2 separate regions of the Homo sapiens genome follow, and region 2 is linked to region 1. The links are chromatin contacts, found by Hi-C or POLR2A ChIA-PET in ENCODE. All regions are on one chromosome and are shown on one strand. The core of a region is the stretch at or near the end of the contact, and the rest is flanking DNA. Distances in the headings are between cores, read along the strand shown.

Region 1 (6,617 bases), core at 1,650-4,149:
TTAGATTCTCCTAGGAGCGCGAGCCCTATTGTAAATTGTGAGTTTGAAGAATCTAGGTTGCGCTCCTTATGAGAGTTTAATGCCTGATGATGGGAGGTGGAACAGTTTCATCCTGAAGCCATTCTACCCCAGTGCCCCGGTCCATGGAAAAATTGTCTTCCATGAAACTGGCCCCTAGTGCCAAGAAGGTTGGAAACCGCTGCTTTAGGCCTTTACTCAGAGCCACCTCCTCCATCAGTCCTTTGTGGCCATGCTCTCCAAAAGGGCAAATCCCCACCCATGTCTCCAATTTGCATGACTCTTTTTCTACTTTATTTTTCTCTTGAATACTTGTCACTATCTAAATACTTCTATTTTACTCATTTTTGTTGTTTATTATGCCTTTCCCACTAGAGTGTATGTTCAGTATGCACAGAAATACATCCCCCAGGGCCTAGAAGAATACCTGGCACAAGGAAAGCAGGCAGTCAATATCCATTGCAGAAATAAATGAATACTCTGTAACAAAGTTATGCTTTTGCTTTTATCCCGAGAAACAAACAGAGTATATGCCTATCACAATAAATATTTGTTAAGTGAATAAATGGGAGACATGCAGGATGGCTGGTTTATTGTTGCCTTTAGAAAACAGTATGAATTCCATCCTGCCGAGATCTCCTCCAACTTCCCTCTCCAGCTTCACCACCTGCCTCCCTCCTCTGCTCAACCGGAGCAGGTATTCCCCGGTTCAGTGCACTGAAGCCTGGCTTCTGCCATTTCCTCTGCCTGGAAGGTCCTGCATCTACCTCTTTGTGAACTTACAACCTGTTTGTCTCTTCAGGACCAGCTCAGGTACCACCTAGCTGGAGTCCCTTTGGCCTCTGGTGAATTCCATGTGCATTTCTCCCAGGTCCTGAGGTCCCTGGGTATCTGTCTCATCTCCTTCATCTGTCTGAATCCCAGAGAAGAGCAGGTGCTGCTCTGCCTTGTTCATATCTGTAGTCCTTACCTCCCTTCACTCATAGGCAGCTGCAGATACAGATGGGGTCTGGAGAATTTGGGGATGTGTTGGAGGGATGGGGTGAGAGAGGAGGTCTGGAGAACTCCATGTTCATATCCGATTCTGTCAGAGTTTGAGAAGTGCAACAACAGAAGTAGAACTAACTGACATGCCCCTATGACAGTGAAAAGAACACAGGTCTTGGAATCAGAGAGCCTGGTCTCATCTCCTTGCTAAGTCTCCTTAGACAAACCATTTACCTTTCCCAAGCCTTGGTTTCTTCAACTACAAAAATGTGTATGCCACAAGGATATTGTTTGGATAAAAGAATATCATTCTTGAGGGGGGAAGAAGTGTAAACTGGAAAACACTATGCAAATGTAAACGAATGTGTAAAAGATGTTCTAACCAGTGAAATTGACAAGAGTGTGGCTCAGGTTGCTGCCAGAGGGTGGCAGCAGCAGGCAGGGACTTTGGCCCACGGTCCTTTGAAAAAAGCTACCCTGGAAACTGCCAGAAAGGGATACATTCGCTGGGTTGCCCTGAGATGATCAGCTCATCTGACTGAAGAGATTGCCCTCTCTCCTGGAGTGGGATCTGGCCAGGGCTGAACCAAACCCCAGAAGTCTTCCCTTGAGTGATTTTCCCCAGATGTTTTTTACGGCCACCCTCACCATCACGATGCTGTCCTGAAATTTCCGGCATTCGGTGTAGGTGTTTTCTTGGTGACCTCATCTAGTCTTCACCACAAACTTTTGAGTATAAGTGAGCAGGCCAGATTGTAACTCCTTCCCACAGATCATCATTTTTTTTTTTAAATTTTCATTTTTATAGAGACAGGGTCTCACTATGTTGCCCAGGCTGGTCTTGAACTCTGGCCTCAAGCGATCCACTTGCCTTGACCTCCCAAAGTGTTGGGATTACAGGCGTGAGCCACGGCACCTGGCTGCACCTCACCATTTCAGACATGACAAAACTGAGGCCCAAAGAGGTTACTTTGAAGATCACACAGATACTAAATAGGAAAAAGTTAGAATTTGCATTTTAAGCCTGGGTTTCTTTTTTTAGCTTGAATTCCATTACATCATCACTTCTTTCACCTTGCTTGTTCAGTTATTCATACAACCAGCACTTTTTGGGCTCTTGCAGTTTGCTGGAGAGCTGCATAGACTTCCTACTACTTAGCCATGGTGGCCGCTCTCCTGGCCTAGGCGAGCCGATGTCTCCCACCCTTTCTGTTCAGAGCTAGGGCCTCAGTCTATCTTCCTCTACTCTGGGCAGCAGGCGCCACCTCCTTAGTGTTCTGGGGCTCATATCCCAAGCCCAACAGCTGAGAAAGGGCTCTGTCTCCCCCTGCTCCCTACATCACAGCTTCTTAGATCACAATCTCACAGGCCCTGCTGGCTTTATACTTAGGCAATCCTGAGAAATAACTAGGAAGAGGAGGGTAACAAAAACAAAAATAAAAAGCAGAGAAAAGTAACGCATACCTAAGGAATCATATAAAGTTTCCTAGTTCTTCTCAATCTACAGTTCACGACTTCTCTGCTACGAAGTCTTCAAGCCCTGAGCTTGAGTTCTCCTGACTTACTTCCGAAGGTGAAACTTCTCTATTTTGTCTCTTTTATTCTCTTAAGTTGGCCTCATTATCAGGAACATAGAGGCAATCTGGGAAGAAAGCTGACATTTGTTGAGCATCTCCTAGGGCCAGGCATCGTGCTAGACCCTGGACACACGTCACTTCATTTGACCTCACAATAGGCTTGAGAACAAAGCATTTGTCTTCTTTTACAAATGTGGAAACCGAGACGCAAAGACATGAAATGACATGCCTAAATTCGTGTTTCTAGCATGTGGTGGCTCAAAGCTCTTTTCCCTTAAAGCACATGATTATACAGCTAGCAACAAGCATGTACCCCTTCTCTCAGAGGTGTTTAACGCTTGGGGGAATTCCAAGGTCAGTGACTTTCATATCCGGAACCCAGGCTTCACACAGGAACTGGCACTGTGGGCCGATTCTGTCCTCTCTGCTTTGTGGGTGGGAAGCCCAAGAGGAAAAGAAAACTCAGTTTTTGCCTTGGAGGAGATAACACCTGACAAAGGAACAAGCTCTCAGAGACAGACTTTTTGGCTGGAAAAGAGTACATCTGCTGCCATGGTGCATGCATTGGTGGCCGATAACATTAGGCTGCTTTTGTGAGAACACTCACCTCTTTGCCTGGCAGTGACAATGTTTGTGGAATCTGATTTTGCTGCTGATACTGATACTGAAATTCTGCTGTGATCATCTAGATACAACCAAGATAAACATCAATAGGACCTGGCCACAGACACACAGTGTGGCCTTTCTGATCATCACTGAAGCCCTGGCAAATATCAGTTTTTTTTCTTTTTGTCGTTTTATAAGCACTTTGTTTTATTGCACAGAAGCAATTGAAACTGGACACAGGTGGAAAGTGCGCCCTGGCATAATTCAGTGCCCAGTGCCCGGCCCCACCTGGACCACTCTTCCAGAATAGAGGTCTCTGGGCAAGGGCTTGACCACTCCTTTGGAAAACAGAAGGCATTTGGGAACAGGTTAAGACATCTCAAGCATAATGTGTTTCTAACTGCTTGTGGTCATCTGTCAGTTGCACATAGAGGCAATAAATGCACTTATTTGGAAAGGAGGGGGGCAGTTTTTATAGTCAAGTATTTACGTATGGCATTTGGCATGTATCACATTCGGCTACATAAGCTATCATAACATAATTGTCCATCGCCTCGGGAGGGTGTGGGGGCAGGAGGCTGGGATTGCCCTCTTTTGCTAACATATTGCTAATGAAGTTCCTGTTTGAAGAGGGAGGCCCTGTCATCTAAGCAGTTTCTTCTTACATAAAAAGTAAAAATTGCATTACTCTGATCCTTGAGCTCCAGGACCCTTTTGAGTTTCTTTGGCTGCTCCAGACATTCCTTTCTCCCTGCCTTACTTCCCCTTGGCAGCCTTGTCTTCTGTGGCCTTCTCTGGAGGCCTGCTGTCTTTTTGGTCTGTGCTGGAGGATTTTTCAGCCTTTTCCGCCTTAGGTTCACTGAGCTCCTTTGAGAGGGTCGTCTTTGGCTTTGGGTCTTGGGTTTCTCCTCAGGCTTCTTGAACTCAGTGGCCTTCTCCTCCTTGGTATCTTTTTTCTCCATTGCTGCTGCCGCCTCCTCCCTCTCTGCTGGTTTTCTGGGTTCCTTGGCCTTGGCATCATCTGGTTCCTTCTTGGCCATCTCTGTCTTCTCTTTGGGTTTAGCGTCTTCCTTCACCTCCACCTTGGCAGGAGCCTCCTTCTCTAAGGTGGCTGCTTTTTTCTTATCTTCAGCCTCTTCCTTCTTGGCTTCAACTTTGGATTCTTTGGGCTTTTCGATGGCAGCTTCCTTCTCCTCCACCTCGGGCTTTGGAGCCTCCTTGTTGGATGACTCCTCTTTCTTGCTCTCCTTCTCTGTTTTTGGCGTGGCGGTAGCTTTCTCTTCCTCTGCCTTCTTTGCAGGCTCTTTGACTTTTACGTCCTGGGGCTTCTCCTCCTCCTTCACTGGGGACTTCACCTCTTCCTTCTTTGGGATCTCCTTCTCGGGGGCCTTGGCATCCTCTTTCAGGGGAGACTTCACCTTCTCTGGGAACTTGACCTCCTCTTTGACAGGGCTTTTGGCCTTTTTGGGGGATTTATCTGCAGAGGGCCTTGCTTCCTCCTTTGCTGGAGTGTTGGCTTCTGGAGACTTCACATCAAGAGTCTTGGCCTTCTCAGGGGACTTTGCTTCTTCCTTCACTGGGGACTTGGCCTTCTTTGGAGACTTGGCCTCAGCCAGTGACTTTGCCTCTTCCTTTGCTGGGGACTTGGCCTTCCCGGGGGGACTTGATCTCAGCTGGAGATTTTGCTTCCTCTTTCTGTGGGGACTTGGCCTTAGCCAGTGACTTTGCCTCTTCCTTTGTTGGGGACTTGGCCTTCCCAGAAGACTTCACCTCAGCTGGGGATTTTGCTTCCTCCTTCTCTGGGGACTTGGCCTCAGCCGGTGACTTTGCCTCTTCCTTCACTGGGGACTTGGCTTCCTTCTCTGGGGATGTGGCCTCTTCTGCTAGGGGAGACTTTGCTTCTTCTTCTCCCCCTTTTGCCTCCTCTTCTTCACCCCCTTCTTCCTCCTTGACCTCCTCCTCTTTGGCCTCTTTCTCCTCTTCTTCAGTCACTTTTTCAGTCACTTGGGTCTCCTCTGTCTGTTCCTCCACAATCACAGTTTCTTTCTCAGACTTCTCTACCACTTTGATCTTCTCTTTGCTTTAGACCTTTATGTGAGTGGACATGGAGGGCATTTGGAGGAGTCCTTCTGGAAGTGAGAAAGGAATTGGGCCAAAGCCAGTCTGACATTCCTCACCTTCCAGGAGTTTTCTGTAAGGGGCTATCTCTATATCCAGAGCCATCTTGACATTGAGCAGGTCCTGGTAGTACTCTCGCAGCTGGGCCGCCATTTCTCACTTGGTGTTCCAGCGTCCAGCTGCTGAGTGGCTTCCTGGTAGGAGGCAATGTCGGCCTGATGACGGTCCTCCAGCTCAGAACACTGCCTGTCCAGTGAGTCGATGGTGCTCTTCAGTGCCTCCAGCTCTGTGGTCTCGGCCGGAAGCTGACGCTGATACTCAGTTATCTCCTCCTGCACTCAGCACATGGAGTCTGTGTTCACCTTGGCTGCCTCAGACAGTCGGTCCATCCTCACTTGGAACCACTCCTCAAACTGCAGCGTGCTCTGCACCGCATGGCCTTCAAGCTGCCGCAGATCTCATGCAGTGCAGACGCCGTGACATCACGTCACACTTGAGGGCGTCCCCTCCGCGGCCTGCACCTGCGCCTGCGCCTGCGAGGCGCCGCAGCCCTGCATCTGGCCGAGCAGCTCGCCCACCTGCTCCTGCTGGCGGTGCCACAGGTAGCTACACTCCTCTTGCAGTGCCTGCGCCTTCTTCTGCAGTTCCACGCCCGCCGCCTCGGCCTCCTGCAAGAAGCCGCCAACAGCACAAGCCTTGACCTCTTTGTGCTGCTGGGCCTCATCATGGAGGCACCGGTGCACATGTGGAAGTCCTGGAGCAGGTGCTCCTGCTCCAGGCGCAGCAGACTGCGCACCATGCCCAGGCACAGCACCGTGGGGCGCATCCCGCAGACCTCGAGTTCATACAGCTCACCCACGGTGGTGCAGCCTGCCTGCTGCTATCGCAGCACCACCGCCTCACCCTCCAGGCTGCAGTTGTGCACGTCTAGTTGCCGCACCTTGTCGCTCTAGCCTGTGAAGCAGTCCTTCAGCACCTGCAGCTGCTCCTTCTCACTGTGCGCTGTGGCTGCCGCCACCACTCAGCCCTCCCATCCCATTGGTCAGCGTGTCCAGCCAGTCAGTGCTCAAGGCGGCAGGCGCCCCCGAAGTGGCTGGGCGAGGCTGACATGGAGCTCATGGACATCCGTGTCCATGAGTGGAACCCGCTGGAGGATCCAGCAGCCGAGCGCCTTCTGCTTGTGCTGCCCTTTAGGGTCAGCGTGTAGTGGAGGCTGCTGCTGCCGTTCAGCACCCAGCAGTGCCTCAGAGCCACCAAAGCTCATCATGGTCTGAGCAGGTGCCTGGGGCCAGGACGGGATGGGAGGCACTC
Region 2 (7,127 bases), core at 3,930-6,429, 530 kb after region 1:
AGGAGTTCGAGACCAGCCTGGCCAATATGGTGAAACCCCATCTCTACTAAAAATACAAAAATTAGCCGGGCATGGTGGCACACGCCTGTAGTCCCAGCTACTCGGGAGGCTGAGGCAGAAGAATTGCTTGAATCCGGGAGGCGGAGGTTGCAGTGAGCTGAGATCACGCCACTGCACTCCAGCCTGGGCAACAGAGCGAGACTCTGTCTCAAAAAAAACAAAAAAACAAACAAAAAAAACAAGCCAGCTTTAATATGGTCTCCCCACAACTGACCCTCATTGGGAAGGAAAAGAGGAAGACTCCTGGCTAAAATAGAAAGTTAAAAGTTACAGTTACTTAGCCAATTAGACATACACATTTTAAACATAGCATTGACATCTCATGTCTTCTACTCATATTATATTCTGTTCCATTAGACACCTAAATTATTCTATTATAAGAAATTTGCATCAGGCAGTTTAACAACTAAGATCTGCAGGCTTTAATTACTTCGGAGATATTTGAGCAACCAAAGAAAGTCTTACTACAAAATGGAGCTTATTTAAGGGGCTCTAGGCCCTGAAAAGAATCTGACTAGCAAATCAGGTAGTTAGCTTTTTGCCTACAGAGCCCTTGATGGAGTACACACCTCACAGATGCTCCCATTGTCTCTCAGTCTGGTATGTGCAGTTTTGTTTTTCTAAACACTTTCCTTTTCAATTACCCAAAGCCCCCTCAGCTTCCCTTACCTGATTAACTTCTACTTACCCTTCAGGTCTCAGTTTAGATACTATTTCCCTTGGGAAACTTTTCTTGACCTTCAAGAATAAATTGAATGGACCCTAGAGGACTGCCTTGAAAATTTAATAAATTAATAAAAAGACGGCCGGGTGCAGTGGCTCACGCCTGTATTCCCAGCACTTTGGGAGGCCAAGGTGGGCGGATCATAAGGTGAAGAGATCAAGACCATCCTGGCCAACATGGTGAAACCCCATCTCTACTAAAAATACAAAAATTAGCTGGGTGTGGTGGCGGGTGCCTGTAATCCCAGCTACTTGGGAGGCTAAGGCAGGAGAATCACTTGAAACCTGGAGGTGGAGGTTGCAGTGAGCTGAGATTGCACCACTGCACTCCAGCCTGGGCGACAGAGTGAAACTCCATCTCAAAAATAAATAAATAAATAAATAAAATAAAAATCAAAAGAACTGAATTTAATGTTCCTCTTGAATCTTCCTAACGGAGCTGTCATGCTCAGTAGAGCATTTGTGCACCACACAACCCTAGGGGAGACCATTTACATCTAAGACTATGTGTGGTGCAATGCGCAACCAATACAACTCTGTGTGGCTTCCCTGCTCCCATAGCCTGTGTACTCTGAGTGCCATCTGCCCTTGCATAGTGAGGGCGTGTTTACTCAACTCTTTCCTGTACTGACTGCAAGTTTCTTGAGGAAAAGAAACTGGACTTGATCATTGTTATATCCCCAGAATCTAAAACGGATCTTGGCATGTAGTAAGCATTCAATAAATGTTTGATAATTAACTTACAAATAATGTTTTAAAAATTATTAAGCCCACAAATACCTCAGAACAAAAATCATCACTGCTTCTTGCTTTCTATTTTGCCTTCTTCCATTTCTTTCCCTATCTTCTGCTACCCATCAGTCAATAGCCGCACCTGAGCCCTATAAGTACCTGCTGTTCTATCACTGAGCAGGGAAAGCCTTTCACGATTGTATTAGTTTCCTAAGGCTGCTGTAACGAAGTACCACAAATGATGTTGTTTAAAATGACAGCGACTTATTGTCTCACACTTCTGGAGGCTAAACTTTCAAAATTAAGATGTTGGCAGGGCCATGTTGCCTCGGAAACACGGAGAAAAAAACATTCTTTTTTTTGCCTCTTCTAGCTTCTTTTTTTTTTTTTCTGGTCATCTTTGGCATTCCTTAGCTTGTAGATGCATCACTTCAAACCTCTGCCTCTGTTGTCATCAGATCATCTTTGCCCTCTGTGTCTCTGTGATGTCACATGATCATCTTAAAGGACGCTGATCATATTAGGCTAGGTACATCCTAATGATTTCATCTTAATTTGATTAAATCTGCAAAGACCCTATATCCAAATAAAGTTACATTCATAAGTACTAGAGGTTAGGATTTCATATATTGAGTTCTCTATATATCCTTTAGAGGAGGGACACAATTCAACCCATAACAATGACACAGACAGTGGTTCTCAAACTCTCACATGTATCAGGCTCACCTGGAAGGTTTGTTAAAACACGGATTACAGCCAGGCACAGTGGCTCACGCCTGTAATCCCAGCACTTTGGGAGGCCAAGGCGGGCAGATCACTTGAGGTCAGGAGTTCAAGACCAGCCTGGCCAACATGGTGAAACCCCATCTCTACCAAAACTACAAAAATTAGCCAGGCATTGTGGCAGGTGCCTGTAAGCCCAGCTACTCAGGAGGCTGAGGCAGGAGAATTGCTTGAACCCGGGAGACAGAGGTTGCAGTGAGCCCAGATCACACTACTGCACTCCAGCCTGGGGGACAAGAGTGAGGGTCTGTCTCAAAAAAAAAAAAAAAAAATAGAGATTACTGGATCACATCCAGGGGTTCTGATTCAGGAGATCTGGGGTGGAGCCTAAGAATTTCCATTTCTAACAAGTTACCAGTTGATGCTGTTGCTGTTGGTCCTGGTAGCAGACACTTGAGAATTACTAGTGTAGGACCTTGCAACTCAAAATGCAGTCCTTGGACTAGGAGCATCAGCATCACCAGGGGCCCTGGGAGAAATGCAGACCCTCTCCTGGACCATGCCCCAGGCTTTCTGAATGAGAATCTACATTCTAACATTAAAGTTGGAGAAGCCTTGATCTAGGAGGCACTGCCCCAGAACAAGCTGGAAAGTCAGCTAGCCTCCGCTATAGAAGGAAGTTTCTACAAAGTCAAGCCAGTAGGCTCAGTTCAGTCAAGTTGGCCTTCTCATAGAGGTCTCTAAGAACCTCAATTGGTATCTGGCTCTCAGAAGAGTTTCTATTGGGTCCACATCCTAAAACCTGCTCATTCCTGGGAGATACCAGGAAGTCATGCCTGAGGTCTCATTTTCAGACAAGCAACAGAACATAAGGTTGCACACACCACCTTTGCTAAAGAGACAATAAGGCTTATTCAAAGAAGCCAATGAAACATACACTCAGAGATGGTGACAGGCCAGAGGGAATTAAGAGACCTGCAGAGGCACAAAAGAGGAGATAAGTAAAATGTATTACGAAGGAGTTTTCTTGGCACTTTGCCTGATCTACTGACTTATTTTTATTTCTTACAGTGCAGTTTTGTGGATAACTATTTATTTTCATGACTGCTTTAATTGGAGAAACAGGTTCACTTTGTTGTGATAAGGTTTGTGTTTCAAAAGCAAGGAAGAAAGTAGAAAACAATACAGTTCCTGTGAGTTCCTCTGAATGCACTGAAAGATTGTGCAATTCTCTCTAATATAGTTCCCAGTGATATTTTTTGGGGTGAGGCATTTGCTCTGGAAAAGAATGGTTTAAGTAGTTCCTATTATGGTTTCTAAATAAAGAGCCAAGCCCTGAACTGACCCCTGAACTAATGTGACAGAAAGCTCTGGCATTCAAAATGGCTGCAGTGCTTTGGGCCACACCTCTCTTCACTGGGCCGGGTCCATAACCTTCCAGCTGCTCTGAACCTGAGCCGGAGTTGTTTGCTAATTACCTATTCGTTTGCACCCATTGTCCACTGCCAGAAGATACACCTCCAAAGTCAGTTTCTCTTGTGAAAATTTGACTAACAAGCAGTGGCATATTAGAATTTCAGAGCTGACACCCACCTGACAACATCAACTCCAATCTCTCCTTCTTATAGGTACAGGGAAAGAAAGTGACTCAATGTGGCTCATGTAACCAGCCTGTGGCAGAACCTGGAGTCAATCCCAGGTCTATGGTCACTTCCAGCACTTCCCATGCCACCTCTTTATCCTGCCCTCTCCCTTGGAGATGAACTGACTTTGGAATTAACCATAAATTACCTGCCACAAACCCTCAGCAGCTTACACTTGAGTTCTCTGTTCCTAACCAACCCAAGCTATGGTATTGGCACAGAATTCTGTTTCTAGGGCTATGCCAGGTCAGGGGTACACACAGCACCCAAAAATCATGCTATAGAAGGCTATAATGCAAGTCTGGCTCTTCTGGAGCAGGTACATGAATGGAGCCAGCCTGCCATACTAGGTTCTATGGGAAACTGGGAGCACATGCCCCATGTAGCAGGGAAGCCAATACTTACCTCCAATAGCCAGGAGCCTTTGGGATTGAGGACCCAGTGTTGCCAGTCATAGCTATTTTTAAGAGATGTTAGAATTTTGTTTGTTTATATGTGAAATCACTTGCATTTTAAATATTGGCTCAGATTTTTAAATGTCTTTTAAAACACTGGCAGGCTAAACAAAATCCAGCCCATGGGCTGCCAATTCATCCTCTGCAGCATAGTAACAGTGAGGGATGAATGCTAAAGCCAGGCAGACCAGTGTGAATCCTGGCTCAGACCCTTGGTATGGCCATGGGTAAGGGAACCTCCCAGCCCTTCTACCTCCTAGCACTAATGGTCCAATCTCATAGCATTCTTGGGAAGACTGCAGTAATATAGGTGAAGCACTTAATGTGCTGCCAGTTACATCAGTACGCAAGAAAAGTTAGCACCGCCATTATAATAACCCTGAATCATAAAGACCTGAATGCCCTTAGTCAGAGCACCACCCAGAAAGCTCTCTAAGGCAAAGCCAGCACTCGTCTGCTAAAAGCCCTCTGTCCCTCTCAGCTAATTTCTGAACCAGTATCTTCCATGGCTTTGTGATCCCTGCTGGGAATTCAATGTTAAGGTAACATAGCAGCTTGTCATGTACTTCCCTGTGGCGTTTCTCTCTGGGGAGACAGAGACAAATGGAAAGAATGGACAAGGCGGGCTGCTCAAAGCACTCTGGATAGCCTTGGAGGATGCATGGACAGAGGAAAGCCCAGCTTCAGCCAGGAGGCCCCAGGGTGTTTGTTCCAGCAGATAAACATCCTTCCAGGAACAGTTTAGATCATCTGATATAAAAAAGTGGCCTCTGACCCAAGGCAGTTTTGTTCTGTTCTTTCTCAGCCAGTCAAGTGTAAGTGAAGAATGTGGCTGAGATTGGGATCTGGCCTGGAGTGCCTCACAGGGGGACACGACGGTTTAAATGCGGCTGAACCTTCTTTGGAATGCTGCCTGACTGGTGCTTCAGGTGTTACTTAAATTCTTAGCAAAGACAAAAGGAATCGAAAACAAGGTATACTAAACTGACCATTGTGCTATAGGGGCCTAAGGAAAGCTTCCCCTCCCCACTCTAAAATTTCACTGAGGGCCGGGGGCGGTGGCTCACCCCTGTAATCCCAGCACTGTAGGAGGCTGAGGAGGGCAGATCACCATGAATATTCAGTGTGAATATTCATGTGAGGAGTTTGAGACCAGCCTGGCCAACATAGTGAAACCCTATCTCTTCTAAAAATACAAAAATTAGCCGGGCATGGTGGCAGGCACCTGTAGTCCAGCTACTCTTGAGGCTGAGGCAGGAGAATCTCTTGAACCCGGGAGGCAGAAGTTGCAGTGAGCCGAGATTATGCCACTACACTCCAGCCTGGGTGACAGAGACTCTGCCTCAAAAAAAAAAAAAAAAAAAAATTTCATTGAAAAATCAACTCACAAAAGGCAGATTGATTGAAGAAAAGGCATACAAATTTATTAACATGCACACAGAATGAATTGCAGAGTGATTACCCCACCCCAACGGGATTCAGAAACTTATGTACCATCCTGGCAAAATAGGTTATGGGGTGATGGAGAAGAGAAATTCTGTTATGGGAATTGCTGGAGAGAATGAACGGTTCAAGGAACAGAGATGAACTTGTATGTTATCTTGTGAAAGGATCTGTTCAGGATCTCAGACAGATGAAGAAACTTCTTTTTTTTTCTTTTTAGTAGAGATGGGGTTTCACCATGTTGGCCAGGCTGGTCCTGAGCTCCTGGCCTCAAGTGATCCGCCCACCTCGACCTCCCAAACTGCTGGAATTACAGGCGTGAGAGACCATGTCTGGCCAGATAAATGAACTTCAACATCATCCTGTCTTTGGGACAGACTGGGGGGGCCAGATGGGGAAGATCAGAGAGACCTTGAGGCTTCTTCAGTTAAGTATGTCAATGAGCATATTTTGAGGTATCAGTTTGTGAGCCCCAACAATGTTTTGGTATAGGGGGTCTTACGGAAATGCAGGGAAATTTGATTTCACTTACCACAGGATCAGAGATGTATTTCTTTCATGGGTACCACAGCTGCTAAACCAAGCAGGTCTTCTCAGGACATAACCCACAGTGAGCATGTTAGGATGCAGGAACATGTGCAGGGCTCTGGCAAGAGGTACTGAAACATTGAAAACGGCCTTGATAGAGTATCTCTCTTTGAAAGAGGTTTAAAAAAGATACACTAAAAGTTATTTTGCTTAACACTGTCCATATAAACCAAAGAGGGCATTGAAATTACCAATGGCCCTGTATCTCTTGGGCAACAGATAAGGCCTATTTTCAAGATATATCTTTCCGTAGATCCTACTGTCCTGAATAATTTGTAGATTCCTGATGTATTGAATATTGAGAAATGCTTTTTAGTCTATGTCCAGTTATTTTCATGGATGTTGAAGAAAATAGACTAAGAGGAAGGGTTTAATATTTATGCAGCTACAAGTGTCCATTTTTCCCCCAGAAAATATACTACATAACACACACACTCTTTTCTTTTTTTTGGCATTATACAATTCTCTTCTCAGTGCTACAAAAGAACTAATTATTCACAGCAAGGAAAGCATGCTGTAATATAGTTGCAAGGGGCATTTTGTCTAGTTGTTAATTAGCCAAGTTTTTGGTGTCAGACAGAATTGAGTTTCAAATCTCACTCCACCACTTCCTAGATTTGAACTTGGGCAAATTATTTAGCCTTTCTAATCTTAGTTTCTCATAGCTATAAAATGAAGCTAATAACAGGATCTCTGCAAAGATTGTTATGAAAATTAAATGAGCTAATAGTTATATAGCATTTAGCAGGATTTGGCACAT

Evidence for each region. Hi-C counts contacts between places; a loop is a spot of excess contacts on that map. ChIA-PET counts read pairs that join two places held with the same protein, here RNA polymerase II (POLR2A). Pooled maps may share reads with other maps.
Region 2: a pooled map shows a loop between it and region 1 (1.8-fold over the local background). The contact joins two enhancer-like sites. A Hi-C loop is called at or near these places in 1 of 50 pooled maps. POLR2A ChIA-PET finds 5 or more read pairs at or near these places in 2 of 52 experiments (activated CD4-positive, alpha-beta T cell and endothelial cell of umbilical vein).

The regions. Positions count from the first base shown.
Region 1 is chr1:116,736,037-116,742,653 of GRCh38, forward strand. It overlaps the pseudogene NEFHP1. Among named protein-coding and RNA genes, the nearest start is that of CD2, 15 kb to the right of the region's middle. RefSeq lists enhancers at 2,071-2,370, 2,839-3,048. Within about 2 kb of position 2,900, at least 5 of the 41 ENCODE cell types and tissues checked have a DNase peak (open chromatin) inside an H3K27ac peak, as active enhancers do.
Region 2 is chr1:117,263,957-117,271,083 of GRCh38, forward strand. No RefSeq gene overlaps it. Among named protein-coding and RNA genes, the nearest start is that of LINC01525, 28 kb to the right of the region's middle. RefSeq lists a silencer at 4,691-4,985 and an enhancer at 4,947-5,465. Within about 2 kb of position 5,180, at least 3 of the 41 ENCODE cell types and tissues checked have a DNase peak (open chromatin) inside an H3K27ac peak, as active enhancers do.